2 separate regions of the Homo sapiens genome follow, and region 2 is linked to region 1. A link is an interaction called in ENCODE POLR2A ChIA-PET data of the cell type or tissue named here. Cell type or tissue: GM12878. All regions are shown on one strand. Links, peaks and the distances in the headings refer to the core of each region. The heading gives the core; the rest is flanking DNA. Region 1 overlaps KCNQ4 (potassium voltage-gated channel subfamily Q member 4). Region 2 has its middle 41 kb from the start of CTPS1.

What was found. Peaks named below come from ENCODE experiments on the same cell type or tissue, not always from the same donor. Only the 100,000 strongest peaks of a DNase experiment are listed, where the experiment ranks them.
Region 2: POLR2A ChIA-PET joins it to region 1 with 7 read pairs; 3 of 35 experiments call an interaction of 5 or more read pairs at or near these places.

Annotation. Positions count from the first base shown.
Region 1 is chr1:40,802,224-40,817,355 of GRCh38, forward strand. KCNQ4 (potassium voltage-gated channel subfamily Q member 4) reads left to right here. Exons shown (of 14, transcript NM_004700.4): 2 at 15,042-15,132. It also overlaps the pseudogene RN7SL326P. Among named protein-coding and RNA genes, the nearest start is that of KCNQ4, 26 kb to the left of the region's middle. RefSeq lists silencers at 1-558, 68-252 and an enhancer at 11,152-11,651. In GM12878, for the core only: no CTCF peak of the experiment used is centred there; a DNase peak (open chromatin) is centred at 7,488; H3K27ac peaks cover 821 bases.
Region 2 is chr1:40,931,291-40,946,422 of GRCh38, forward strand. It overlaps the pseudogene LOC100128362 and the pseudogene UBE2V1P8. Among named protein-coding and RNA genes, the nearest start is that of CTPS1, 41 kb to the right of the region's middle. RefSeq lists an enhancer at 13,541-14,040. In GM12878, for the core only: no CTCF peak of the experiment used is centred there; no DNase peak of the experiment used is centred there.

The DNA.
Region 1 (15,132 bases), core at 5,588-10,587:
GGATGGTGCTGTGAGGTGGAAGGGCGAGGCCGAGGCGGCGGTGGCGTCGCGTCCCCCCTCTCCGCCCCTGGCCTCGGGGACGCGGCGGCACCTTCACACTTTCCGCTTGGCCCGCTGCTCGCCTTTCAGGCCGCCGCGTTTTCAATTGTTAATTTGGAAACGGAAAAAGTAGCCGGCCGGGCGGGGGAGGCCGCGGGGAGGTAATCGGAGCCGCAGCACCGCCCCGGCCCCTCCCGCTCTCGGGGCCTGGCATTGGCAAAGCCCCGCCCCTCCCAGGGACGCAAGAGCCCCGCCCACCATTCCCCGCCCCCGGCATGCCCCGCCCATTTCCGTAAGCCCCGCCCTCGCCGAGGCGGGCTGGGGGCACCTGGGAGTGCCGAGCAGTGGCGCCCCTGCTGAGGAGAAGGAGCCCGGGCGGGGGAAGGGGGCCGAGGGCTGTGCTGGGGGAGGAGTCCCCCAGGAGCCCTCCCCGCAGGAACCCGTACCTCTCCCGAGAAGTCGCGCAGGGTGTCTGCTTCCCTTGTCCCTACGTGAACCCAAGCCTTTCTGCAACCCCTCTGTAGGTTCACCCAGGGGAGACCCCTGCCTCCAGACTGCCGGACCAGGGATCATTGGTCCCATTAGAAAGACGAAGAAACTGAGTCCTGAGAGGGACAGTTAACTTGCTAAAAGTCACACAGCCAAGGCAGAGCAGAGCTGAATTCAAGCCCATTCTTTTGACTGAGATACATTTAGGGACTGTCTGCCTCATTTAGAAGAGGAGGGGGCATCAGGACCAGAGATACAATTTGTCCCCTTCCCCCTATCTCCAGCACGGTTTCTGTGGTTAGTAAGTTACTGGAAGTTCTGCTTATCATTATTCAATTATGGGAGGGTTTTGGAGGTAGAAGGAGGTCCCTCTAAACTTTCCATGTAAATGAAATGTAAAAGACCCTCTTCTGGGGACTCCCAGAACACAGAAGTCCCTGAGGACTGGCAGCTTCAGGAGCCGTCCACGGCCTTGCTTCCCATTAGGGAAGCTGGAATTGCCAGTCCCAGATGGATCAGCAAAAAATAGGGCCCTCAGAGACTCCCACCCAATCCCTTCCTCCCACTGAGGAATAAGCTGAGACTCAGACACAGTTTCCCAAGTCTTCAGCTGACTGGTGGCGGAGTCAGGAGACAGAACCCACCGACCCAGCTTTCTAGCTGTGTCCACGCCCTTCTGCTTCTCCCTCTGCTGCCCCCCAATCCTGACACCTCTCTCACAGCCACCACTCAGGATCCTGCCTCCATCAGCTGGGCCTGCAGGCTGGGCAGCCTTTCTCTTTACAGGCGGAGGAAACTAAGAAGAGTATCTGCAGATGTCCTCCCAGCTTCCAGTTAAAGACCCTCCCAACCACCCTTCCACCTTAGCTGTGGGTCAGGCCCAGAGAAGCTGCGCTCCTGGCCTCGAGTCACACAGCAAGCCTTTTCCAGCTTGCAAAGCCCACTGGATTCAGTCTGGCTGGTCCTGGATTTGGGGTTCCCACTGGGAGCATGGCTCTCAGGGCAGCTGTAACCAGATGCCCCAGGTGTGGCCTGTGAGTTTGCATGCTGCTTTGCTTATTAGTAACAAAGGCATTGAAACCCCTCTTCCTCATTGTGTCCCCAAACCACCCACTGGGTGGGGTCCTCAATGGCTGAGTCTACAGAACTCCTGGGCTGGGCTCAGTCTTGGCACCTGAGCTCCCCAGGGAACTCTGCCCTCCACGGTGCTCCTCTTCGACCCTGTCAGCTCTTGGTGCTCTCTCTGCCCTGGAAGTACTGAGAACCCAGTGGCAAGGACTAACTCTTTCCCTTGTCTTGGACTCTTCCCTCCCTCTCCCTCCCCCAATATAGTGCACAGGTTCTGCTGACTCAGAGGACAGAAGGCTCCTTTGAGGTTACCCTGACCCCTGCCAGGTTCAAGTAGCTGGGAAACTGGGCAATGCTTGAACCCACTGCCACAAAGTCACATGCAGCAGGAAGGGCAGGGGCAGGTCCCATCTTGGCCCCAGGATGAGGGAATTTTTGAGGTGGGAGTGAGAGGCAGGTGCCTGAGTCCTTCTACAGACAGAGGAGAAATCCAAAGAACATTGCATTAGGAATCAGGAAATCTGGGTGCCAGGCCCAACTCTGTCTCTGATCTACTGTATGATCACAGGTAAGCCAGGCCCCTCTCTGGGACTCAGTTTCCCCATCTATAAATGAGAAGGTTGGTTAATCTCTAAGGGACCTTTCAGTGCCCAGATATAGCCAGTATCTGGTCATATCTTGCCACTTCCGCTTCCCCTCATACAAGTCACCATCATCAGCTGGTAGTGGCTCATGCCTGTAAGCCCAGCACTTTGGGAGATGGAGGCAGGAGAATTGTTTGAGCCCAGGAGTTCGAGACGAGCCCGGGCAACATGGGGAGACCCTGTCTCTACAAAAAATAAATATAAATTAGTCGGGCATGGTGGCACCCACCTGTGGCCCCAGCTACTCAGGGGGCTGAGGCTGGCGGATTGTTTGAGCCCAGGAGGTTGAGGCTGCAGTGAGCCGTGATTGCACCACTGCACTCCAGCCTGGGTAACAGAGTGAGACCCTGTCTCAAAAAAAAAAAAAAAAAAAAGTCACACAGGGTGAAGTGGCATGTGCCTGTAGTCTCAGCTACTCAGGCAGCTGAGGTGGGAGGATCATTTGAGCCCAGGAGTTCTGGGCTGTGGTGAGCTATTCCAATCAGGTGTCCACACTAAGTTTGGCATAAATATGGTGACCTCCTGGGAACAGAGGACCATCAAGTTGCCTAGGGAGGGGTGAACTGGCCCAGGTCAGAAACGGAGCAGGTCAAAACTCCCGTGTTGACCAGTAGTGGGATCACACCTGTGAATAGCCACTACAATCCAGCCTGGGCAACATAACAAGACCCCATCTCTTAAAAATAAAAATAAACAAAACAAACAAACAAACAAAAAGTCACTGGCATCTCTTGCCAGGATTATACTTTCCAACTCACAATGGGGCAAACGTCATTGCTCCCTCCTCCCCTCTCCCCCACCATAGTCCGTTCACTCAGCAGCCTGTGTGATCTTTTTAAACATAAGGAAGATTGAGCTACTCCCTGCTCAAACTCCCCATCTCACTCAGAGTAAAAGCCAAGATCCTTACCATAGCCAGTAGATGGTCCGCTTTCCACCTCCCCTGCCTCTCTGCCCTCACCCCCCACCACTCTCCCCTTGCTCATTCCACTCTGGGATCACTCCTTTCCTGGTAGTTCTGGAACACAGAAGGCACCCTTCTGGCTCAGATGTGTTGGATTTGTTTTTCCCTCTGGAGGTGGGATGGGGGTTAAGGGAGCATGAGGTGGGGGCTCTGACCTAAGCCTGCCAGTCTGAGCTCATGCTCAGACACAGCATGAGTAAAGGTGGGGAGGGGAAAAGAGCGCGTTTGCCATTGTCAGGGACAGAGCTATGATAATGCAGTGCCAAGTGTCAGGTTGGGTACCGGCTAGTGAAGAGCAAGTTGGCCTGGTGGGTGGGGCTTTCCTTGCAATCATGCTAAGGGGTTTGGGCCTGGGCCCACAACTCAGTGGATTTCACACTTTTTAAAAAAACAGCAAAGCTTTTTGTTCACATGAAATTTTTTTTTTTTTTTAAGATGGAGTCTTGCTCTGTCGCCCAGGCTGGAGTGCAGTGGCGCAATCTCGGCTCACTGCAGGCTCCGCCTCCTGGGTTCACGCCATTCTTCTGCCTCAGCCTCTGGAGTAGCTGGGACTACAGGCGCCCACCACCACGCCTGGCTAAGTTTTTGTATTTTTAGTAGAGATGGGGTTTCACCGTGTTAGCCAGGATGGTCTCGATCTCCTGACCTCGTGATCCGCCTGCCTCAGCCTCCCAAAGTGCTGGGATTACAGGCGTGAGCCACCGCGCCCGGCCTCACATGAAATTTTTACGCCAAAGCCAGCATGTAAAACTGAGCCACCCGAATCTGCACGGAGCTGCTCAGTGGAACCGAGGGAAGGTTTCCACTAGCCATCTTGCTTGAGTTTCTCAAATCCTGGCTGCCTAAATTCCACCCCATGTTTCCCCTTCCTTTCAATGGCATCCTGCTTGGGAGGGCCCACACCTCCCTGTTTGAGAAGTCAGCTCTGTCTGGCCAGTCCCAACAGATGGATGCCCCTGTGTCCTCTTTGTTCCACTCTGGCTCTTGTCAACACATTGCTCAGCCCACTGACCTGGTGCAACAGGTAGGCAGGCTGGCACGGCAGAAGGAAGCAGACAGAACAAGTCGGAAGGTTTGGGGCTGGTGCAGGTGGGAGAGGAGGAAGCTATTCCTCATCAAACACCTTGTCTAGAAGACACTGCCTTTCATGTCCCGTGGGACAGAAACCATTCAAGCTGGCTCAATAAAAACTGGCTTCTGTACTATTACATTTGGGATAAAGAAAAAGAAAAATTGGCTTCTGGAGGTAGAGGACAGATATGGTAAGGAAAGAGAATTCTTTAGAGGCTTCAAGGCAGAAAGCACATTTTGGATTCATGGGATAGAGAGCAGGGGGATGAGGTTCCAGCGTAGTGCAGTCTCATGGCCCATCTCTCTGCACCTCTGCCAACTTTCCTCTGTGGTTCTTAGTTCCATTCCTGCGAAAGACAATCCGATTGGCTCAGCCCAACCTATGGGTGGGCCCTTCTTGGGTCAGTCTCCAGCTCTCCATGAATCTGTGGCGGCCAGGAGAGTGCTGTGGAGCCAACCGCAGGGCTGTCATGTGTCGCTCTGCAGTCTGGGCGCCACAAAGGGGCCGGCTGAGAGGGCTGAGGGGTGCTGGAATCCAGCCTATGCCCAGGGGTGGGGCAGCCCAGGGGAAGGGATGCCTGTGCTAATGGGTCCGTCTAGAGGGGTCAAGTTTTTATAACTTGTCAGGCTAACGGGAATGCTTTTTTTCTAAGCCATCCTCCAAGAGGGGGCATTTTTTTCATAGTTTGTTCTATGTGCTGGCGGCTGCTGTCCCTCCAGGGACAGCCTCAGGGAAACTCAGCTGAGGGCCAACTCTCTCCTTTCTACCCCACTGCTGGAGAGTCACAAGGCGGAAGGGACTTTGGCCATTACTGAGTAGTGCTCCACCTACATGTTGCAGACAGGGAAACTGAGGCTCCATCAGGGCCCCATTGCAATTTCTAAGCCCCAGCGCAAGCCTCTGGCCCAGAGAAGCAGCAGCGGCAGTGGCGGCGGCCCTGGTGTGGGGCCCTGGGTCACGTGCTCTTGCTCCCTTTGCCATATTTAGAATCGCTGGATCAGGGGAAACTTCTCCTCCCAGCCCCTGAGGATTCTTGGAAAGAGCCTCGCTCTGAGGCCTGGCTTACTGCCCCTCCCCTTATTCCCCTGCAGGAGAAAGTAAGTGCCTGCTCTCTCTAGAAGAGTCTGGGGGCCTCCAGGCTGCCCCCCTTGTCAGGAAGTGCCTGTCAAGTCTAGCTGAAGTCCCTTCTTCGGTATCAGCTCCGGTTTGGGGTTTAAGGAGCCCCTTTCTTCCAGAAGGTGATGGTGGCCATAGCTTCTGCCCTCTAGGGACCTTGGCTGAATGGAGGACAGACTGGCCTCAGGGTCCTCCAGCTGAGGGGAGACAGAGCCCTGCCTTTGGGCCCTGGTCTAGGGGGCAAGGAAAGAGTCACGCGCTCCCCAGGCCAGATGCACAAATCACTTGAGCTTGGGGGTTGGAGACCAGCCTGGGAAAATAGCAAGACCTTGTCTCTACTAAAAATCAAAAAAAATTAGCCAGGTGTGGTGGTCCCGGCTACTCAGGAGGCTGAGGCAGGCAGATTTCTTGAGCCTTGGAGAGTGATGCTGCAGTGAGCTATGATTGCACCACTGCATTCCAACACAGGCAACAGAGCAAGACCCTGTCTCAAAAGAAAAGAAATCAGGGAAACTGCTGGTGGCTGGGCAGTCCCCAGACACTGGCAGGGCTCAGTCTGGGAGGGACGCTGGAAAGACGAGGGAAGGAAGGAGGCTCTGGAGGAAGGAGGGGGCAAGGCCTGGATCTGTATTTACCTTGGCCTTGGTGGATACTTGGGGGTGGGGAGCGGTCCTCTTCTCACACAGGCTGCTTCCTACTGGATAATCAAGCCTTAAAAACAAACAGCAACAAAAAACCTAAATAAAACCCTGAAATGCATGTGTTGAGTGCCTGTGATGTTCCAGGTCTGAAGAGCCATCCTCGCTGCTGAGGATAATGGTCCTGTGCTCCCATGGGACCCCTCTCCAGGCGTGGTCTTTTCTCCCACCTTCCTCTCCCAGCTCCATACCTCCTCCATCTCTTCAGATCCCCCACCCCACCCTCCTGCCCACTTCTGAGAGTTGGGCCTTGCCTCTTCCCAGAGCAGTCCCCAGTGAGTAGGGGCTGTCGGCCTCCTCCCTTCCCACAGCCTCCTCCCACCTACATGCCTTCCTGTCCCTGTGGAAGCTGGAGGGATCCTTCCTACTCCACACCAGCTCCTCCCTGGCTCTGGATCCCAGCCTCCCATCTTCCTTGGGGACTTCATTCCATTGACTACTCACTCTGTCTCCCCGCATCTTCAACTTCTCCTTCTTGATCTCTTGGCTCCTTCCACTCTGGCTCTCTCATCTTAAAAGAAAAGAAAAAGATTCCCTATACCCTGCATCCTTCTCCAGCTACGATCTCTGATCTCTTCTTTGCAGTCAAACATCTTCAAATTGTTAAACCTACACTTACTGTCTCTACCTCCTCACTGCCCCTCCCCTTTCTCACTTTTTCTGGGCCTGTTCTGGTCTTCCTCTCCTTCTGAGAGAAGGCTGCCCTTGCCAAGGGACCCAGTGACCAATGTGTCACCAAATCCAGAGGACATTTTTCACGCCTTATCTCACTTGACCTCTTGGCAGCATTTGACACTGTTGTCTACTCCCGCTTTGAAACATGTTCTTCACGTGGCCTCTCTGACACTTCTCTCTTCTGCTTTCCCTCCCAGCTCTCTGGCTATCCCTCCCAGTCTGCGTAGAGGGCCTCTGTTCCTGCTGCACCGCTGGGGCTCCATCGGGTCCTCCTCTAACTTTGCTACAAGCTCTCTGGACTGTCTCAGCTGCTCCTGTGACCTCAGTCACCACCTCTACCCTGATGTCCCCCAGATCTGCATTTCCAGCCGGGTCTCTCTCTTCATACCCATGGAGTGTTTGCCCAGTGCCCATAGCCCTCTCTCTCTCTCAACATGCCCACCACCCAACACCTGCTCCTCCAGTGGGGTCTCCCCCGTCCCATGAAGGCACTCATGGCACCTTCATCCATCCAATGCCCAAACCAGAAATAGAGAAGTTGTTCTCCTTCCTAGTTCCCGTTTCCAGTTAATCACCGAGCCCTACTTCCTGCGGTGTTTTCCAACCCATCCACTCCTCTTCCCTGCTGCCACCACCCTGGGCCAGGCCACAGTCATCTGTCGTCTGAGCTATTGTGGAGCTTTCTTGGTCTTTCTGCTGAGTCTTATCTCCTTTGATCTATTCTGTGTACTTCCCCAAGTGGTCCTGAGATGCAAATTGGACTGTGTCATTTCCTCTCTTAGAACTCCACAATTGGCCAGGTGCGGTGGCTCACGCCTGTAATCCCAGCACTTTGGGAGGCCGAGGCAGGTGGATCACTTGAGGTCAGGAGTTCAAGACCAGCCTGGCCAACATGGTGAAACCCCGTCTCTACTAAAAATACAAAACTTAGCCGGGCGTGGTGGTAGGCACCTGTAATCCCAGCTACTCGGGAGGCTGAGGCACGAGAATCTCTTGAACCCAGGAGGCGGAGGTTGCAGTGAGCCAACACCACTGCACTCCAGCCTGGGCGACAGAGTGAGACTCCGTCTCAAAAAAAAAAAGAACTCTACAATGACTCCCCATTGCCTTTGGGATCATGTTCACAGTGCCTGAGAATGCTACTCAAGGCCCCTGGGTCTGGCCCTCTCTGGTTTTTCCACTGCCCCCTTCACTTTAGGCCACACCATCCAGAACTGCTGGCCGTTCTGGGCTGCCTCGACGGCCACATTCCCACTGCTTGCACATCCTGCTTCCTCTGCCTGGGGCACCCCGACCCCTGTCCAGTTACCTCCTCCAAGAAGTCTTCACTGATCCCTCCACTTTGGTTGTGCGGAAGGCTTCTTGGGACTCTCCCCGACCCCTTGAGTACACTGTCATGGCCTCGTCCATCCCGTCACCACTGTGTCATGTTCTGTGTTGTTAATTCCTTGGGACCTGGATTATTCATTTCTGGTTTTACAATAAACCTGGCTGAGTGTAGGTGTCTGAAGTGAATATAGCCCAGAGAGGTCAGGTGACAACCTCTTTTCTGCTGTGAGATGCCCTGCCATCTTTCCTACCCCCATCATATCCCCATCTCTCTGGCCTGGCCTCCCAGCAGCTGTCCCTCCAGGGACATGTTGGACATGTCGAGAGAGAGAGCCGTGGACACTGGGCAAACGCCCAGTGGGTATGAAGAGAGAGACCTCAGCTGGATCCAGGGACATCCCCAGAGAATCTGGAGCTGAGCTGATGGCCGATCCTCTCCACCCCACTGCTGGAGAGTTACCAAGCTACAGGGACCTTAACCATCACTGAGTTGTCCCCGACCTTTGTGTGTGTTTCTGACAGGGAAATTGAGGCCCAGAGCATTAGTAGGGCCCGGTGGTCCAGGTGGTCTTGGGCTCAGGTCCTGCGCTTATGACTTTGAACAAGTCATACCTTTCTTTTCTCATTTGAATAACAGCTTTATTGAGATATAATTCACATACAGTAAAATTCCTCCTTTTAAAGTGTTCAGTTCAGAGGATTTTAGTGTATTCACAGAGCTCTGCAGTCACCACAGTATACGCCTCTGAACCGCCCTCTCCTTATCAGGGTGATGATGGTACGGTTCCATGGGGTCACTGTGAGAACTCATTAAGAACATGCATTTAGAGGGCTTGGCACAGTGTCTGGCCAATAGGAAGCCTTTGGCCAGCAGGAGCAGTTATGGTTATTACTTCAGGTCACCACATGAGAGCCACCTCCCCAGCAGAGCTTTCCCCCTCCTGCCCTGTGGCCGCTTCTGGACAGTGACTTGAGGAGGTATAAATGTGGAGAAGGCGGTGATTGCAGTTGTTTAAAAGCCCTGAGCTGGCTAATAATTGAGTCAGCTGCAACTGCTCCCATCACCTAAGCCAGTGATTCTCAAAGTGTGGTCCCCATAACAGCAGCAATAGTATCACCAGGGACCTTTGTAGAAAGGCATATTTTCCACTTCAAACTTACTGAATCAGACACTGTAGGAATAGGTCCCAGAAATCAGTATTTTAACAAGCCCTCCAGGTGACTCTGACACCCACCGTAGTTTGAAAACCACAAATCTAAGCAAACCATTCACTTTTTCATCTCTAATCCTCTTGCTCCCTCCTGAACGAGTGGGATAGTCATGGGATGGGGAGATGGGGGAAATGGAGAGGAAAGGTTGGATAAGCCTTGTGATCAGACCAGCTGGGGAGAGCCAGCCAGGCAACACCCGCCTGTCTCATTCTGCCTCCTGGGCTGGGCAGGGAGAAAGAACATGGGCCACAACTTGCAGGCAGACATGATGGGCAAAGATGTCCTAGAAAGTGGCCGCTAGTCTGGCCTGTCTGCTGGGGAGATTAGAGAGGGCCCAGGCCAGCCAGCACCCATGTTTCATCTATATTTGTATAGATGGAGAAACTGAGGTCCCAGAGGGGGCCAGAGAGAATCCTTAGAAAGTCCTTTGTTGGATGAATGAAGCCACACCCTAGTTGTGGCAGGCATGAGACCCCAGCTAAGGGGCTCCTTCACCTTGTCTCCTCTACCCCTGACCTCCAGATACTGATCTCTCTTCTGCTGTCCCTGTGTGAGGACCACCCCCACTCCAGGAAGGCCAAGGCAGCTTGAGGGTCAGCCTGAGCTGGGGTTCTAGCTGCAGCTCTGCCACTGATTCACTGTGTGATCCTGAACAAGTCTATCCCTCCCTGAGCTCTATTTCCTCAGCTGGAAGATATGGATAATTATTCAGGTGCCTGGAACACAGGATCTTTTCTTTTTTTGAGATACAGAGTCTGGCTCTGTCCCCCAAGCTAGAATGCAGTGGCGAGATCACAGCTCACTGTAGCCTCAACCTCCCTGGCTCAAGCGATCTTCCCACCTCAGCCTCCCGAGTAGCTGGGACCACAGATGCACACCCCCATGCCTGGCTAATTTTTGTTTTGATTTTTTTTGTAGAGACAGCATCTCACAATGTTGCCCAGGCTGGTCTTGACCTCCTGGACTCAAGCAATCCTCCCACCTTGGACTCCCAAATGTTGGGATTACAGGCATGAGCCACCGCGCCTCGTCCCAGGATGTTTTCTATTAGTCCAAGTATATCCCTTCAAATGTAATGAGAGTATCAAGGGTATAGAAACTCTTAGCCAGTGGGTTAAAGCAGGGAGAAGTGAAGTTTGGGGGCTTTTTAAGCAGCGTCCGCCAAATGGAGATGGTCAAGGTCAGAGGCGTTACTTTTTAGGAAAGACATGGGGCAGCCAGAGGAGTCAGGGATGGATGTGCTTTGGGGACCTCTTCAGTGGGTACAAACTGGAGGCTTTGGCTTGGTAACATGGTGTTTTGATGTTTGGTTACAGTGAACTCCTGCTATTCATTTACTTAGTCTTTCAATAGTGCTGTGAAATCAATCAAGCAATCGGTCAGTCAGAATAAGGGGCAAGAGAGTGGAGATGAGGCCATTCTTTCAGAGAGGGGATGGCTGGGGAGGCCCCTCCAAAGAAGTGGCATTGGAACAGACCTGGGTGAGGCAGAGGAAACAGTAAAGCAGGTTCAAAGCCTGGAGGTGGAAATATGTTAGGTGTGTTCCAGGACTGGCAAGGAGGCCAGAATAAGTGGGGTGCAGTGAGCCAGCAGGAGAGTGAAGAAGGTCAAGTTTGGAGGCGGGGGTGGAGGCACAGACCTTGCAGGGCCTTGTTGTCAGTGCCGAGGAGTTGGACTTTCCCTCTCTAAGTGCGATGGAAGTCCGACGAGAGTTTTGTGGAGAGCGATGGTTTCCAGCTGTGCATTGTGGGAAGATGACCCTGGCTGCGTTGAAGGGAGTGGTCACATTCAGGCACAGTGGAGGCAGGGAGGCCAGGTAGGTGCCAGATGGTGGCGGCTTGGTTGGGATGGTGCGACCTGGCCTGCCCAGGGATAGATTCTGAAGGTAGAGCCAATGGAATTTGCTCAGAAGGGGATGTGCAGGGGGAGGGAAAGGAAGAATGAAGGAGCCTGAGCCCTGGGGGAGCCGTGGTGCCGTTACTGAGATGGGTAGGCTGGAGGTGAGGAGGACTTGAGGACAAATTGAGAACTGGTGTTTGGAGGTGTTGGGTTTGAGAGGCCACCAGACATCCAAGAAGAGTCATTGAGCAGGCATTTGGACACACGAGCTGGACACCTGGGAGAGGCTGCCACATCCTCACTCCTGCTAAATGGCAGAGGCGACTGTGGTCAAGGGGTGGGGCAGGATCCAAAGTGGGCTTTTCTTGTTTTTGTTTTTGTTTTTGTTTTTGTTTTTGAGACGGAGTCTCACTCTGTCGCCCAGGCTGGAGTGCAGTGGCGCAATCTTGGCTCACTGCAAGCTCTGCCTCCTGGGTTCATGCCATTGTCCTGCCTCAGCCTCCCGAGTAGCTGGGACTACAGGCATCCGCCAGCAAGCCCAGCTGATTTCTTGTATTTTTAATAGAGACAGGGTTTCACCGTGTTAGTCAGGATGGTCTCGATCTCCTGACCTTGTGATCTGCCCACCTCGGCCTCCCAAAGTACTGGGATTACAGGCGTGAGCCACTGCGCCCGGCCTTTTTTTTTTTTTTTTTTTTTTTTGAGATGATGTCTTGCTCTTGTTGCCCAGACTGGAGTGCAATGGTGCCATCTTGGCTCACTGCAACCTCCGCCTCCCAAGTTCAAGTGATTCTCCTCCCTCAGCCTCCTGAGTAGCTGGGATTACAGGCGCCTACCAACACGCCTGGCTAACTTTTGTATTTTTAGTAGAGGCGGGGTTTCACGATGTTGGCCAGGCTGGTCTGTAACTCCTGACCTCAGGCTATCCACCCACCTCGGCCTCCCAAAGTGCTGGGATTACAGGCATGAGCCACCGCACCCAGCCTGCATTTTAAATTTTATATTAGTTTGTTATTACCGAAACAACCCATGTTTGTTCCAAACAATATATTAGGAAATACTGGCTGGGCGAGTGGCTTACATTGCCAGCTCTGGGAGGCAGAGGCGGGAGGATCACTTGAGCCCAGGAGTTTGAGACCAGCCTGGGCAACATAGTTCAACCCCATCTCTACAAAAAATTTAAAAATTAGCCGGGTGTGGTGTCATGTGCCTGTGGTCTCAGCTACTCAGGAGGCTGAGGTAGGAGGATGGCTTGAGCTCAGGAGGTCAAGGCTACAGTGAGTCGTGATCATGCTACTGCACTCCAGCCTGGTTGACAGAGTGAGACCCTGTCTCAAAAAAAAACAAAACAAAACAAAAAATAGAAAATACAGATAAGCAGAAAGCAAAACAAAAGCCAAATCACTTAATTTTACCACCCATAGATAAGCCTTGCTGACTCTGGGTACGTGTGTAAAAACCATCTCTGTTTCAAACATTGGGATCACATTGCCGTTAAGGTTTTATAATCTGCTTTCCTTTTTTTTTAAATTGTGAAGTGGAAATTTTATAGATGTGTAATTACTGACATGGCAAGAAAAGTGTTAATGATGGCCAGGCTTGGTGGCTCACGCCTGTAATCCCAGCACTTTGGGAGGCCGAGGCAGGTGGATCACGAGGTCAGGAGATCAAGACCATCCTGGCCAACATGGTGCAACCCCGTCTCTACTAAAAATACAAAAATTAGCTGGGCACGGTGGCATGTGCCTGTAGCCCCAGCTACTCGGGAGGCTGAGGCAGCAGAATCGCTTGAACCCGGGAGGCGGAGGTTGCAGTGAGCCGAGATCACACCACTGCACTTCAGCCTGGTAACAGGATGAGACTCCATCTCAAAAAAAAAAAAAAGCAAAAGGAAAAAGAAAAGTGTTAATGAAACATTCAAGAAGAAGTCCCCAGAGTGGCCCACTGCTGCCTGAGCTTCTGAGGTCAGCTGAGAAACGGGACTGGAGGGTGTCTGTCAAGGCCGGGGTAAAGTCTTAAAAAGTCCTGGCTGTGGCCATTCCCCGAGGAGAGGGCTGCATGAGATAACCTCATGAAGGACCCTTCTGGTCCTAAACCCTGCTTCAGCTGCAGTCCCGATGCAGGTACATGTGGCCGCTGCCTTTTTTGTGATTAATTATTGAACATGAGGAGCTGGTGCTCTTCTCTTCTGTTCTCCCGTACCCCGTGTTTTTGCTGACTCAGCTCTGGTCTGGAACTGGCCGAGGAATAAGCTCTTCTCGAACTCATTCACTCATAACACTTTACCGACATCTGCCACCTACCTTCTCAAACCAGGGGTATTTGCTGGGATACACTTGCCCCCCAAAAAGGTCAGGAACCCCTGTCCAGGAGGTGTAAGTGAGCCAGGGCAGTGCCACGCCCTTTGCATGTCTTCCTTCCATAGCCCCCACTTCATAGATAACGAGATGGCTCAGAGAAGGCAGGTGACAGTCTCAAAACCACACACACAAGCAGGACTGGGATCCAAACTCAGGTCTCTCTGACCCCGAGCTGCTGTCCTTAAGGTCACCACGAAACATGAATATAAATAAAGCCACATAGAAGGTGACTTGGGCCACACATAGGGAGGCAAGCATCGGGAGTTGGCAGTTCTGAAGGGGGGATAGTGGGGTGCGGGAATCAGAGGCTCCGTAGAGCTTTGTAGCATTTGTGTTCCTGTAGGCGTGGACGATGAGCAGAGTCTCGCAGGCACAGACATGAGGTGTTCTGCGTAGCATGCACCGTGCCAGCAACGGTGCAGAGGTGGGGAGACTGGGGACATCTGGGAAGGCTGGCGGGTCAGTACACAGAGATGTATTTCCAGAGAAGCCTGTTCCCTCCGGAGTCTCCTCCAGGGTGTGTGCATGTTCAGCACACCCCCATCCTAAAGAGGGGTGCTCCTGGAGGCCACCTCATTCGCCTCTGCTGTGTCTGCAGCCTGTGACCTCTCACCTCGCTCTCCTTCACCCATCCACATACCGCAAGGCCACCAGTTTCTCTCCTCATGCCCTTGGTCCTCTTCCCATCCACTGGGAGGTTGGGAACCCTGGCTCTAATCTCAGCTCTGTCCTGGGCACACTGGGCGACAAAGGGTGAGTCCTTCTTCCTCTTCGGGCCTGTTTCCTCGTGGTGCACTGGGGGATGAGGGAAGTATTGGATGTGCTAGGGTCTAAAGTTCCTTCCATTTCTATGTCTCTGGTTCTGGGCCACTCTGTAGTTTCATGCTGTCTGCAGGGAAGTTCCTGGCCTCGATGGCCCAGCTCCACACTGCCCAATTCCCCTCCCTACATCCTCTCCCTGCTGCATCATTCCTTCTCTACCTGTCCTCCATGATCCTCTTTCCTTTTCTAGCTGTCTCGTTACTTAATTCCACGAAGGCAGGGGCAGTTGTCCCAATTCTGCAGATGAGGCCAGGCTCCTGCCACTTTGGAGTGCATAAGAAAGAAGGTCCCTCCTTCATCCGCTGACCTTCCCTGAGCCCTGGGCTGACCTCTGGGGCACTTCTCCCAAGACATCTTAAAACCAAGCTGGGGCCAAGGCCACCACTTGTGGATGGCTAGACCTGGAGGAACCCTGAGTCAGTCTATTTCCACTGCCAGACCTGCTACTCACAGATGAGTGACTACCTCTCTGAGCTGCAGCCTGCAGCAGGGGGCAATTGAGATAGTTGTGAGGTCCAGTAGCTTGGGGCTTGAGGGCTGCTGCCTTTGGTGCCCAGCACAGAGCTGTAACTCCAGGGAATTCCAATTCTGATTTCCACATAATTTTCTGAAAATAATGTTCTCCTCTCTTGGCTCTGTAACCCCCTGCCAGGGGCACCTTGGCTGTCCTGTCCCTCCAACAATCTAACCCTCTCCCTCATGTTGTAATTGCAGATTTTTGCTGGTCTTCAGCTGCCTGGTGCTGTCTGTGCTGTCCACTATCCAGGAGCACCAGGAACTTGCCAACGAGTGTCTCCTCATCTTG
Region 2 (15,132 bases), core at 6,592-11,591, 130 kb after region 1:
TTATGCATTCTTGCATTGCTATAAAGAAGTACCCGAGACCGGGTAATTTACAAAGAAAAGAGGTTTAATTGGCTCACAGTTCTGTAAGTTGTACAGTAAGCATGATGCTGGCATTTGCTCGGCTTCTGGGGAGGCCTCAGGAAACTTACAATTATGGCGGAAGGCAAAGGGGGAGCAGGCATGTCACATGACCGAAGCAGGAGGAAGAGGTCAGGGGGAGATGCCACACACTTTAAAATGACCAGACCTCGGGAGAATTCACTCACTATTGAGAGGACAGCACCAAGGGAATGGTGCTAAACCATTCATGAGAAACCTACCCCCATGATCTAATCACCTCCCACCAGGCTCCACTTCCAAAACTGGGGATTACATTGAATGTGAGATTTGGGTGGGGACACAGATCCAAACTATATCAACACGTTAATCTCTTTCCTTCCTCACATCTATCCCCACACTGACTTTGGAGGCAGCTTGCTAGCTCTCAGCCGGGCTTACGTCACCACCCTGCTTAAAAAATCTTTTATTCTTCCAGTGCTCTCTAAGCTAATGTGAATATTCCCTGGCTTGGCATCCCAGACCCTCCTCACCCGCCCCAAGCTGTTTGACCCGCCAGCTTTTTTGCCACCCTTTTCTAACTAATGTGCTGTCAAGTTAATAAGCCTTTCTTGGAAATGTCACTCATATACCCCTGCCTTGTAGACCCAATGCACATTAACATATTAAGGGTTCTGAGGAACATTGCAGGAAAGACATTTGTTTAACCTTGTTCAGTGCAGAATTTCCCAAGTGAGTTTGACTGTAGAATCCCATTAATATCCCACAGGACATGCGTTTGTTTCCTGAACACCCTTTGCAATTTCCTGCCTGCATGCTCTGCACAGGTGGGTCTTTCTTTCCACAAAGCCCTTCCTCCCCAACGCCTGTTTACTCATCACAGGAGGCCCAGACTGGCCGACCCCTCCTCCAGTTGGTAGAGCTGACTCCCTCCCCTGGGCTCCCTCAGTCTGTGTCCTCTGCCCCACCCTTGCTCTTCCAGTCCTCCCAGTGAGCATTCCTGCAGGGCTGCCAGCCCTCACTCTCGCCTCCCCAGCATCTGGCCTCCCTTGCTCCCCTGCCCCCACCCGAGATCCATTTGAGTCCTATCTATCTGTTCCCAGGGGACCACCAAAAAACATTTCCTCTAAGAACCTTTTCTGTATTCCTTAGTCAGGTAAAAAATAAACAATAAATAAAAATCTGTTTTCCTCGTGATTTTAGTTAAAGGTCGCTAAGGGTAAGGTCCATATTTTTGGTTTCTCCACAGTGCTTTGCACTTAGTAAGTTCTCAGTAAATGCATGCTTAGACATACATTCCACCATATTTATTGAACACCTATCATGTGTCCTGTGCTGGATGTTGGGGGCATAATGGGAAACACAACAAACCTGGAAGGCAATAAGGGAAGTAGGAAAAGCTAGGATTCTGGGAGACACGGCTTGCTTCTGAATCCTGGTTCCACTACTTACCAGCTATGCATCCCTGAACAAGTTACTTGACCTCTTTGTGCTTCAGTCTCCTCACTCATGAAACAGGGAAAGAAAAAGTATTTGTCTTGAAGGGTTACTGTGAGGATTCAGTAAGATGATACATAAAAAGTGCTTAGAACAGACCCAAACACATAGGAAGAGCTATAGATGTGTTCAGCGATTGTTATTGTAATAGACAGCTTTGCCTCACAGAGTTTAGTTTAATAGGAAAGACAGACGTTGAATGACCAATTATACTAGTAACTATTTATTTATTTATTTATTTATTCGAGACAAGGTCTGGCTTTGTAGCCCAGGCTGGAGTGCAATGGTGCAATCATAGCTCGCTGCAGCTTCAATCTCCTGGGCTCAAGCCATTCTCCTGCCTCAGCCTCCCAAGTATCTGTGACTACAGGTTTGAGCCATCATGCCTGGCTAAGTTTTTCAAAATTTGGGTAGTGACTGAGTCTTACTGTGTTGCTCAGGCTGGTCTCGAACTCCTGGCTTCAAGTAATCCTCCTGCCAAGGCCTCCCCAAGTGCTAGGATTGCAGGCATCAGTCACTGTGCCTGGCCCTATTTATGCTTTCCTATTTATGTTTTTGATAAATGTTGAGAAGGAAAAGTACAGTGCACAATGGGAGAATAAAACAGATGGCCCAGGCTTGTCCCACGGTTCAAGGAAAGCTTCTTGGAGGATATGCCATTTAAACTAAGACTGAGGATAAGCATCAGTTGCCAGGCCAAGAGGGGATGGAAGGGCATTCCATGCAGAGGGAACAGAGTGTGCAAAGATACTGAGCCAGGAAATAATTTGGCATTTTGGAAGAACTCAGAGAAGGCCAGAGTGGCAAAAGGGCAGGGAATGAGAAGGCAGAGGTAGAAGATGAATTTGCAGAGGGGGGCAGACCATGCATGCCCTGGCAGGGCATGTAAGGATTGAGGGCTTTATCCCAGGAGCATTGGGAAGCCTTTGAAGGTTTCAATCAGAGCAGTGACCAGATCATATCTGCGTCTTAACAAACCATTTCAGAGACTGGTAGAGGATACCAGTAGGAGATTGATCCAGGTGAGAGAAGACAGGGGTTTGGACTGGGGTGCTGGCTGTGGGGAAGGAGAGAAATGCAAGCATGAAAGAAATGGTGAGGAGATCAAAGAAATGACAGAAATAAGTGACTGATGGAGAATGGGCAGCAATTGGAAGAGAGAACTGCTGAGAATGCGTCTGGACTCATGGCCTGAGTGGCTGAACAACTGAAGATGAACCCGCTCACGTGCAGGGAGACGTGATGCATTCAGTTTAGGATATGCTGAGTTGGAGGCTGCAAATGGGGTTACTCGTTTAAGGGGGGGTAAGAATAATACAGAAAGTTAAATCATGCTATATTAAGAATATAAAAGTAGGCAAAGTAACTATAGGTTGAACAGAGACTTTGGGTTGAGAGAGAAATAACTTGTATAATCTATCAAAAAAGTCTGAGTCTGTCCCTTTTTAATTTATATTTATTTATTTATTTATTTATTTATTTATTTATTTAGAGACAAGGTCTCGCTATGTTGCCCAATCTGTTCTCAAACTCCTGGGCTCAAATGATCCTCCCACCTTCACGTCCCAAAGTGCTGGGATCACCACTCCAGGACACATTTTTTTTTTTTAATGGAAAAGATGTCACAAATGGAGACCCAGTTTAGTACAAAGGAGATGGGGGTGGGGCGTTTTGGTAGGGTTCAGGGCACTGTGGATTCTCAGCAGTCACTGACTCTTACCAGTCCTGGAAGTGCGTCAAGCAGCTGGACAGAAATCACAGTGTGGACACTGGTTGGCACTTAGGGAACTCATTCATTCGTTGACTTTACAAATATCTATTTATCTGTCAATGTTCTAGGGCTCAAGGAGCTAATTCCTTAGCTTCTAACTGGAGGAGACAGACAACAAACACGTGAGTGCGTAATTTAACATCAGATCAACTGCTGTAAAGGAAAAGAAAGTCAAATCAAGGGTTAAAAAGTGCTGGGAAGAGCTCCATGATTTGAGTGGTCAAGGCCTCTCTGAAGGACAGACATCTGATTTCCAATAAAACAATTAAGAAATTACATATTTCCTTTTGTTACCTTTAAATTTATATATTAAATAGCTGACAAAAAATATTTAAAGCTTAATAGAGCATAAAATAAAGGCCATAAAAATGAACAATGAAACCAGTAGAAATCAACAGAAAATCGATGGAAGAAAATGGTAACAAAAGAATTTCAGATCATTCCAAAAGCAGTAACTCAGTAAGAGGAAAAGATAAATTTGCAAAGCAGGTATAAATAGCCTTCTGGAGTCTTTGGTAATCCAATTACTAAAAAGGAATAGGTGGGTACAGTTGTTCATGCCTGTAAGCTTAGCACTTTGGGAGGCCAAGGTGAGAGGATTGCTTGAGCCCAAGGGTTCGAGACCAGCCTGTGCAACATAGCAAGGACCCCCAAATCTATTTTATTTTATTTTTAAATAAAATTTTTTTCTAGCCCATAAGATATGGCAGAAAGACCCCATAGCAAAAAAAAAAAAAAAAAAAAAAAAAAATTAGCCAGGCATGGTGGCATGCAGTGCAGTCCCAGTTAGCTACTCTGGGGGCTGAGGCAGAAGGATCACTTGAGCCCAGGAGTTAGAGGTTACAGTGAGCTATGATGGTACCACTGCACTCCAGCCTGGGTGGCAAAGTGAGACCCTGTCTAAAAATAATAACAATAGGCTGGGCACGGTGGCTCACACCTGTAATCCCAGCACTTTGGGAGGCCGAGGCTGGCAGATCACCTGAGATCGGGAGTTGGAGACCAGCCTGACCAACATGGAGAAACCCCATCTCTACTAAAAATACAAAATTAGCTGAGCGTGGCGGCTCATGCCTGTAATCCCAGCTACTCAGGAGGCTGAGGCAGGAGAATTGCTTGAATGTGGGAGTGGAGGTTGCAGTGAGCCGAGATCGGGCCATTGCACTCCAGCCTGGACAAGGAGAGTGAAACTGTGTCTCAAAATAATAATAATGAATAATAAAAAGGAGTAGATCATGGACACAGTGGAAAAAATATTTACTTTTGCTGAGTTGACACACATTACTGAACTAAGAAAGCATGAAACTTACAATGTACCACTACAAAAGAACATTGATGACAAATGGATAATGAGAATCAATTAAAAGAAGATTTACAATTAATTGTACAAGAAAATTGAAAATGTCCTGAAAGAAACTTGATGGAGGTTTTCACAACTTTGGCAACAATCTTAATAATTGAAACAACATGACCTAAAGTCAGTTATGATGCTAGACGAAACTTTACTAAATTACCAATTAAAAAGTATTTTTCAATAAACCATTTCAGAAGAAAGAGAGAATCCTCTCTCCCTCCTCTCTGTAGAAACACAAAATTACAAAAAAAAAAAAAAATTTAAGTTGTTATATTGGAGAGGCAACCAAAGAAAATGTAGCCAACATATAGGATATTATAGAGGTATGTCAGATGGCAATTAATGAAAATTTATGTATTTTTCTGGATTCTGTGACTTTTGAGCTATTTGTCAGCTGCTAAAATCTTATCTGTTGTGATTTATTTTCTCATTACAAATAAACCTTCATGTTTATACCTGCATTTGTTAGCTACTGGTAGAGTACTGCTGTGTAACATATGGTCCCCAAACTCAGCGGCTTACAAGTATTTATTGGCATAGATCTGCAGATCAGCTGGGATGCTTTAGGCCACAGCAGCTGTGAGCTAGGTTATCTAAGCTGGGTCAGCTGGATGGCTTTGCTCCCTGTATCCCTCATCTTCCTCCTGGGACCACTGTGCTAACCAGTGAATGCCCTCATGTTGAAGACAAGGTACAAAGAAGAAAGACCCAGACTCAGAAGTAACATGCTGTCACTTCCACTCAATCCCATTGGCCAATGCAAGTTACATGGCCAAGGCCAGAGTCAAGAAGAGTAGAAATACACTCTGACACTTTAGTGGCCCAAACTGCAAAGTCATATGGCAAAGATGTAGACCCAAGGAGGGGGGAAGTATTGGGTCCAGTAATGCAATCTCCTGTAGTACCTAATTTTGTACTTAGAATTTTGCAGTCTTTTTCATAAAGAGCCCTCCTCACCATACAAACACACACACACACACACACACACACGCACAGACACACACACACTTATATAAACCTCAGGCTTTCACAAAACCTGGATCTGTCCCTGCTGGCTATACTCTTTAGGGTGCCTGCTTTAATAACAAACACTGCAAATAAGAGCTTCATGAGTAATTTTTTCTGAGCTCGCAAGTTTATTATGAAAACTCTGCAGTGCTCTTGTGCAATAAAACATCACTTTACAGGAAGGGGCAAAAACAGCTCTGTTCAAAACCACTCACTAGGTTCTGACAATAACGAAGAATGGCATGTGGCTCAGATTTGAGAAGGCGACAAACTGAGTGGAGGCAAGTCTTATAATTAAATTAAATGGTATCCCTGAAAATAAACAGAACGATTTCAAAACCCTTAAGTAGAGGGGAGGGCTTGGCATTTATTTTTTTTAATTTCATTAAGTTCCAGTGATCCAGTGATTGTTTTCTGCTACCCCTATGTACAGTCATGCTGAGTAAAGCTATAGCTAGATGGAGGTTAAATTGTATTCACAAAGTGAATTTACATCTTATTATCTGCGGTCTCTCAAAGAAAGCAAAAGTAACTGCAAACACCATGTTGCTCCAGCATACAATGAACTGGTTTATTCTAAAGTGATCACGGCTTGGTGACAAAAAGCTTTGTATTTTTATATGGCACAGCTTTTAGTCCATGTGAAAACAAATTTTTTGAATGTTAACTATTTTCTGACACTTTGGAGTTACTGTTGCTGTCCCCATTTCCATTAAGTCAATATACAATTCATGGCAATCCTGTTCAAATTTAAAATTCTTTTTCTTTTTCTTTTTCTTTTTTTTGAGATGGATTTTTGGTCTTGTCTCCCAGGCTGGAGTGCAATGGCACGATCTCGGCTCACTGCAACCTCCGCCTCCTGGGTTCACGCGATTCTCCTGCCTCAGCCTCCCCAGTAGCTAGGATTACAGGCGCATGTCACCATGCCCGGCTAATTTTGTGTTTTTAGTAGATTTTAGTGTATTTTGTATTTTTAGTAGATTTTAGTGTATTTTATATTTTAGTTTCACCATGTTGGCCAGGCTGGTCTTGAACTCCTGACCTCAGGTGATTCTCCCGCCTTGGCCTCCCAAAGTGCTGGGATTACAGGCGTGAGCCACCATGCCCAGCTTAAAATTTCATTACAGGAAGTAATCTGGGGTACAATGAGTAACATGTGGCTTGCCTCTGTGAGGTGCTGGGTCATACTGCAAAAAAAGAGTATTTTAGAGTATTATCAAGTTCCATGATTGCAGTGTGATTACCACAATGATAGCAATAGTTTGGAGTACTGAAGATGGCTACTACATTCCAGTCATGACACCAGTTATGTCCCACCATCACCAGCTGGTGAGCTCTAGACACCAACCTGAGGCCACTGGCATGATTAAATGTCTCAGGAGTATCTTGCCCAAAGGTGTAACCATCTCCTCAAAGAGATATACCCCAGCCACCATGGTCATCTGGATCTGAGTATAGCAAGTCACCCATTGGACCCTCATGGGGAATTTTCTGTAGGCAATTCAGTGTTCTGATGTGATGCAGTGTATCTACAGATGGCGACAGGCCACCATGGAGACAGAAGAGCTGCCCATCCCCCAAGGCAGTGAGAGGAAGATGGCCTGTAAAGGCCGGGCATGGCGGCTCATGCCTGTAATCCCAGCGCTTTGGGAGACCAAAGCAGGTGGATCACTTATGCCCAGGAGTTCAAGACCAGCCTAAGCAACATGGTGAAAAACTCATCTCTACAAAAAAATACAAAAAATTAGCCGGGCATGATGGTGCACGCCTGTAGTCCCAGCTACCTGGGAGGCTGAAGTAGGAGGCTCACTTGGGCCAGGGAGATTGAAGCTGCAGTGAGCCATCTTTGTGCCCTTGGACTCCAATCTGGGTGGCCCAGTCTTTGAAAAAAAAAATCTGGAAAATATTTCTAAACATTTGCATTTCCATGTTTTCTTAAACACTCTTCATAGGAATGATAAACTTGTGTGATCTGCCTGCTCTCATGATTCCTTGGAAGAATGGTGACGCATTCATGGTAAGAAACCTTAACAGCTAGGAGCAGCATAACTATTTCAATTGAATAATATCCTCTGTCAATATAATCTCCTGTAAACAAGTAATTTGTATCTGGTAATTTTCTATTAATTTTTTTTTGAGACAGGATCTCGCTATATTGCCCAGGCTGGTCTTGAACTCCAGGACTCAAGCAATCCATCTGCCTTGGCCTCTGAAAATGCTAGGATTACAGGTGTGAGCCACCACATCCAGCCTGTATCTGTATCTGGTAATTTTCTATTTTTGTTTTGGTTTTTTTTTTTTTTTTGAGATGGAGATCTCACTCTATCACCCAGGGTGGAGTGCAGTGGCACGCTCTCAGCTCACTGCAACCTCCGCCTCCCAGGTTCAAGTGATTCTCCTGCCTCAGCCTCCTGAGTAGCTGGGAAGCTAATTTTTGTATTTTTAATAGAGGCAGGGTTTCACCATGTTGGCCAGGCTGGTCTCCAACTCCTGACCCCAAATGATCCGCCCGCCTCAGCCTCCCAAAGTGCTAGGATTACAGGCGTGACCCATCACGCCCGGCCATCTGGTAATTTTCTAAACAGTTCCATGAGAACATGAAATTGCCCATGCTTATCTCCAGAGACAGTGACTGGACACCAAACCTCTTGTGCATTGGATTCTTCTGTCAGGATTTCTTTAGCCTCCTTGCAGAGGCTCTTGACCTGGGACTTGGATAGCTACTTTCTCTGGTTCAGCTGCTTGATCCACTGGTCCAGCTCCTTGGAGAACACCTCATCCATGATGCCACCTGCCCGAGCTGGCTGCTGCACACGGGCCACATGCATCTGTGGCCACTGACAGTTGCTTGGTGCTGCTGCTGGCCCACAGACTCTCCACAGTGCTCGGCCAACAACTACTGTGTCTCTTCCCTACTCACTCTGGCTCCAGAGCTTGGTTCTCTGAAATCGTGAGTATTTCGAAATACTTGAAACAACAAAGTTCAATTGAGTTCAAAGTCCACTTACATCATTGCAAGCAATTTCATTCATTCATGCCAGAAAAGCAAGTACTGTTAGAGTCTTCCATTAAAATTTCAATTTCATTTTAAAATTTTGCGCAGGAATTTTGTGTAGCTGTTTCAGACAAAAAATCTAAAAATTGATGTGCACAGAAGGAAGCTCAGATCTCTAAATAAAACTTTTGAAAAGATTTTATTTGGAAGTATTTACAAATTCACATTTAATATCTTTGCTAATTGTTTTTCAGGGGTATCCCAGGCCCATGAAATTAGATGATTATAATCCTTGGTTTATGGTACATTCTTTTTTTTTTTTTTTTTTTTTAGACAGAGTATTTTACTGTCACCCAGGCTGGAGTGCAGTGGTGCGATCTCAGCTCACTGCAACCTCCGCCTCCTGGGTTCAAGTGATTCTCCTGCCTCAGCCTCCCGAGTAGCTGGGATTACAGGTGCACGCCACCACGTCCAGCTAATTTTTTTTTGTATTTTTAGTAGTGATGGGGTTTCACTACGTTGGCCAGGCTGTTCTCAAGCTCCTGACCTCAAGTGATCTGCCTGCCTCGGCCTCCCAAAGTGCTGGGATTACAGGCATGGGCCACCACGCCTGGGCAATGGCACATTCATAACAGGTCCAGGGCCAGCATGGTGGCTTATGCCTGTAACCCTAACACTTTAGGAGGCTGAGGCAGGAGGGTGGCTTGAGCCCAGGAGTTCAAGACCAGCCTGGGCAACATAGGGAGACCCTGTCTCTACAAAAAGTAATAACAAATTAGTTGGGTGTGTTGGCATGAGCCTATATTCCTAGCTACGTGTGAGGCTGAGATGGAAGGATTGTTTGAACCCGGAAGTTCGAGGCTGAAGTGAGCTGTGATTGTGCCAATGTGCTCCAGCCTGGGTGACAAAGTAAGACCCTGTCTCTAAAAACACTTTGTCTCTGAAAAAAAAAGAAAAAAGAAAAGAAAAAAAAGAGGCCAGGCCTGGTAGTGGCTCATGCCTATAATTCCAGCACTTTAGGACACCAAGGTAGGAGGATTGCTTGAGGATTTTGAGACCAGCCCAGGCAACACAGTGAGATCCTCACCTCTACAAAAAATAGAAAAAATTAGCTGGGCGTAGTGTCACAGGCCTGTAGTCCTAGATACCTGGGAGGCCGAGGTGGGAGGATAGCTTGAGCCTGAGAGGTTAAGGCTGCAGTGAGCCATGATTGTGCCACTGCTCTCCAGCCTGGGGCACAGAGCAAGACCACTTCTCAAAAACAAACAAATAATAATAATGTAACATCTCACCCCAAACCAAAGCTAGTACCTTGACTTTTTAGGTACAAATAACCATACGTGCATCCCCTGCAGCATGGATCCGGGACATTTTGCTTTTGTGGGCCTCTTCCTAAACACACATATACACGTGCACAAAAATATATATGTATACCAGACGTGTACAAAAATATATATGTATACGTATATTTTATGATTGCATTGGTAATAAAGAATATGTTGTTATATAGTAAAACATTTTCTTTGAACTAAAAAGTTCATTAGTTTCTTCTGATTAAAAAGATAATAATGGCCGGGTGCGGTGGCTCACTTCTGTAATCCCAGCACTTTGGGAGGCTGAGGCTGGTGGATCATGAGCTCAGGAGTTCGAGACCAGCCTGGGCAACATAGCGAGGCCCCCGTCTTTACAAAAAATACAAAAATTAAAAATTGGTCAGGCATGGTGGCGCGTGCCTGTAGTTCCAGCTACTCGGGAGGCTGAGGCACGAGAATCGCTTGAACCAGGAGGCAGAGGTTGCAGTGAGCTAAGATAGCACAACGGCACTCCAGCCTGGGCGACAGAGTGAGACTCTGTCTCAAAAAACAAAACAAAACAAAACAAAAAACACATTTTCATGGACCTCTAAAAGTATTTTGGGCCCTAGGCATGGTGCCTATGGTGCTTCATGGATGAGTCAGCCTTCCTTCCCTGGCACCAGGTCCCCATCAGCCTGGGTCCTGTCTGCTCACCATTCTCGTTTTCCTTGTTATAATTTCTTGCAATAATATGTATTCCTTAAGAGTACATTTTTGGTTATAGCACAACTTATATGTTTCAAATGGACCAAAATTAGTATCATTTACAGTATCTTAAGATAAATTTCCTTTGAGTGAGCTTCTTTTCCTGTACTTTGAGGTCTACGAGATGTATCTAGAAAATTTACTACTGTGGAAAATGAAGTCGTTTAAAGCAAACTCCAGGGGGAAGGAAAAGGGCCTGTGGTTTTCCTTTTGGATAATTGCTGTAATGCTGTCCTTCAGGCAGCTGAGGGAGTTTCATGTTTTCACTAGACATCTTTAGGCGCTGAAGCTCTTGCAGGACAACTTTGATGTTATATGGATTCTGCCATTTTGCTAGCACTAATAAGGTTCTTGGTCCACCACTCCATTAGAACTACTAACTCCATTCTTATTAATTTTTGTTACAAATCTTACAAACGGAGGTGCTGTGGAGTATTTAGGTCCATATTCTATTTTTGTAGCTGCATATTCTGTTTTCATAAATTGGCTACCATCTTGTGTTGCTGTTGCTCAAAGGCTCAAAAGAGTACTTTTAATGTTAGTCATTTTTAACTTCGCGAAATAATATAATCTTTTTTTTTTCCCTGATACGGAGTCTTGCTCTGTCACCCAGGCTGGAGTGCAGTGGCACAGTCTCGGCTCACTGCAACCTCTGCCTCCCGGGTGCAAGCGATTCTCCTGCCTCAGCCTCCCGAGTAGCTGGGATTACAGGTGCACACCACCACGCCCAGCTAATTTTTTGTATTTTTAGTAGAGACTACGGGGTTTCACTATGTTGTCCAGGCTGATCTCGAGCTCCTGACCTTGTGATCCGCCCACCTCAGCCTCCCAAAGTGCTGGGATTACAGGCGTGAGCCACTGTGCCCAGCCTATAATCTTTTGAGATCTACTTTTCTCACTTACTATTAGATTGGCAAGATTAATTCATATCTGAGGCATGTCCCTGCAGTTCATTCATCTTGATTGCTGTCTATTGTGTACCATACATGAGCATACCAAGGTCTATTCATCACTGTCCTATCCCATTTAGCATAGGGTGTGTTTTCATCCTTTCCTACAGGAAAAAAACAACCCCAGTACTTCAATGGCTTGTTGTAGCAAACATTTATTTCTAGTTCTCATTCTGTGAGGCCAAGAGTCAGCTGCAGCTCTCCTAGGAAAGGGTCTTTTTCCAACGAAGAGGCCTAGCAAGGTGAAGAGGGAATTAATAATTATGAGCAAATGCAACTGATCCCAGATGGTTTCCAGTTTTACTGAATGGACAGTGCAGCTAGGGTAAAACTGCTGGGTTATAAGCTATAAGAATGTTTGGTTTTAGAAGATTATGCCAGACCTTTCCATAATGGTGTCACCAATTTAAATTTCCACCAGCAATATGCAAGAGATCCTGGAGCTCTACATCCTTCCAACACTCCATATTATGAAACTTTAAACTGTTGAAAATTGAAGGGATGTAAAATGGTATTTCACCGAGCCTTGGTTTGTGTTTTCCTGATCACTAACAACGTTCGACATCTCTTTAAACTTACTGGCTATATGTGTTTCTTCTTCTCTTAAATGCCTGCTTGGCCAGCCATGGTGGCTCACGCCTGTAATCCCAGCACTTTGGGAGGCTGAGGGGGGTGGATCACCTGAGGTCGTGAGCTCGAGATCAGCCTGACCAACATGAAGAAACCCCGTCTCTACTAAAAATACAAAAACTTAGCCGGGCGTGGTGGCGCGTGCCTGTAATCCCAGCTACTCGGGAGGCTGAGGCAGGAGAATCACTTGAACCCGGGAGGTGGAGGTTGTGGTGAGCCGAGATTGTGCCATTGCACTCCAGCCTGGGCAACAAGAGCAAAACTCCATCTCAAAACAAACAAACAAACAAACAAAAAACTCCTGCTCATACCTTTTGTGTCCATTTTTCTTTCTTACTGAATTGTAGAAGTTTTTTGTTTTTTTTTTTTAAGGGGCTTGCTCTATCCCCTAGACTAGAGTGCAGTGGTATGATCATGGCTCACTGTAGCCTCGACCTCCCTGGGCTCAGGAGATCCTCCCACCTCAGCCTCCTGAGTAGCTGGGACCACAGGCAGTCCACCTATATTTTCTACTAATAGTTTTAAAGTTTTATTTTTTTAAATTTAAGTCCTTAAAACATCTAGTGCGGATCTTTGTTTATGTTGTGAAGTAATTTTTCCAGCTCTGTTTATTGGCCCATCCTCCCTTTCTTCGCTGTGATATGCCACTCCTGCCGCATATATATACCATATATATGTGGATCTGATTCTGGTCTCTCTACTCCTTCTCAGGGGTCAATGTGTCTGTCCCTATGTGGATACCGTACTGTCTTAATGGCTGTAGCTTCATCGTGGGTCCTGATTCCTGGCAGGGGTGATGAACCCTGCCCCACTCCACCCCCGCTACTCTGCCCAGTAACAGGGAGAAGCACCCTCTGCTGGCTCTGCTCCTTCCAAATAAGTGGCCTCAGGCATACTGTCTATTTCCCTTTTGAATCTTGGTATTCTTGTGCGTAAACCAGGGAGTAATGATTCTACCTCATAAGAATGTTCTGAGCATCCAATAAGACTGTACATAAATAAAGCTTCTGGCACAGCGCCTATTTGTTGGGCCTGAATGTTTGTGAAATGGGGTCCAGAGACGTTCAATGACGTGCTCAAGGTCACAGGACCAGACCCATAATATGCTGTCTTCTCACTGCTGAGCTTCAAAGACCATTTCCAGACAAGTTAGCCTTCTCAAGAGTCTTTCTTCCATTTTCTTCCCTTCCAGGAAAAAACAAAGGTAAGAAAGAAAGAAAGAAAGAAAGAAAGAAAGAAAGAAAGAAAGAAAGAAAGAAAGGAAGGAAGGAAGAAAGCAAGCAAAGCAAAGCAAAGCAAAGCAAAGCAAAGCAAAGCAAAGCAAAGCAAAGCAAAGAAAGAAAAGAATCCATTTCCAAAAGCTCACAGCATACCACAGTTCCCAATGACTGCATCTTTTTTGGCTTTTTCTTATCTAATGGGAACGGAATGAACTGGATCAGGGTTTCTCTAACAATGTTGGAGAGGAAGTCAGGTTTATTTAAAATTTAACTTCTTTTGGCTCTGTTACCACTGGCCTTGGCTGAGCCATGGCTCGAGGGCATCCGAAAGCAATGAGATCCGGGCATGGTTTCCAGGAGAGTCCCTGGGAGCAAGTTCAGTGTCCCTGAACTTGTCATCATGAAAATTGCAGTGGCCTTGAGGGTTAATCACTGAAGTTAGCATGTAAAGCTGGGTCTGCATCTGTGTTGTTCCCTCTGTCTCTCCTGATCCCACACAGCCAAGACACAGAGCAGGTGCGCAGTGTGGAATAAACAAAGGAAAGTGGGCGGAAAGATTTACAGTCACCTTGAGGAGACTGTTTGGCCTCATTGTAGAGACATTAACAGAGCCAAAGAAAGGGTGTGCAGCTTCTCAGGAGATTTGTTGCTATTATAGTGAGAAAGGTTTGGAAAAGATTATGAGCATGTTCAAAGTTACGATAATTAAAGCGTGTTAGCTCAGAAACTGAAGACAAAGAAGTAAAGTGGAATTGAATTCACAAATAGACCTAAACACATAAGAAAATCTGGTGTATGATAAGGGTGGCATTTCACATATGTAAGGGGAAACTACATGTTGATGAGCCATCTGGAAAAAAACCAAACTGAATCTCTAACTTACTGCATGCACTGAAATAAATTCCAGATGGATTAAGTATGCATTGGTAAAAAACAAAACCATAAACATGCTAGAAGAAAATATCAGAGAATGTTTTCCTAATCATGGAGTGGAGAAAATCTTTCTAAAATATGACACAAATCCCAGAAGTTATCAAGGAAAAGATGGACAGATCTTACTACATAAATATTTTTAAACTTCTGTAGGGGGAAAAAACATATGCAAGGCAAATGACAAACACTAAATTATAAAAAATACTGATTTGCTTTCCACATGGCAGATGAGAGCTAATAACCTGATATGCAAAGACCTCCTACAAATCAACTTAAAAAAAAAAAGTACAGGCTGGGTGCAGTTGCTGACGCTTGTAATCCCAGCACTTTGGGAGGCCAAGGTGGGCAGATCACAAGGTCAGGAGTTTGAGACCAGCCTGGCCAACATGGTGAAACCCCATCTCTACTGAAGTTACAAAAAATGAGCCCAGTGTAGTGGCACACACCTGTGACCCCAGCTACTTGGATGGGTGAGGCAGGAGAATCACTTGAACCTGGGAGGTGGAGGTTGCAGTGAGCCGAGATCACGCCATTGTACTATAGCCTGGGCAACAGGGTGAGACTCTGCCTCAAAAAAAAGAAAATTAATTAATTATTTTAAAATATTTAAAAAGTACAAAGGAAGGAAGAAAACCATGAGTAAGAAAAATATAATCA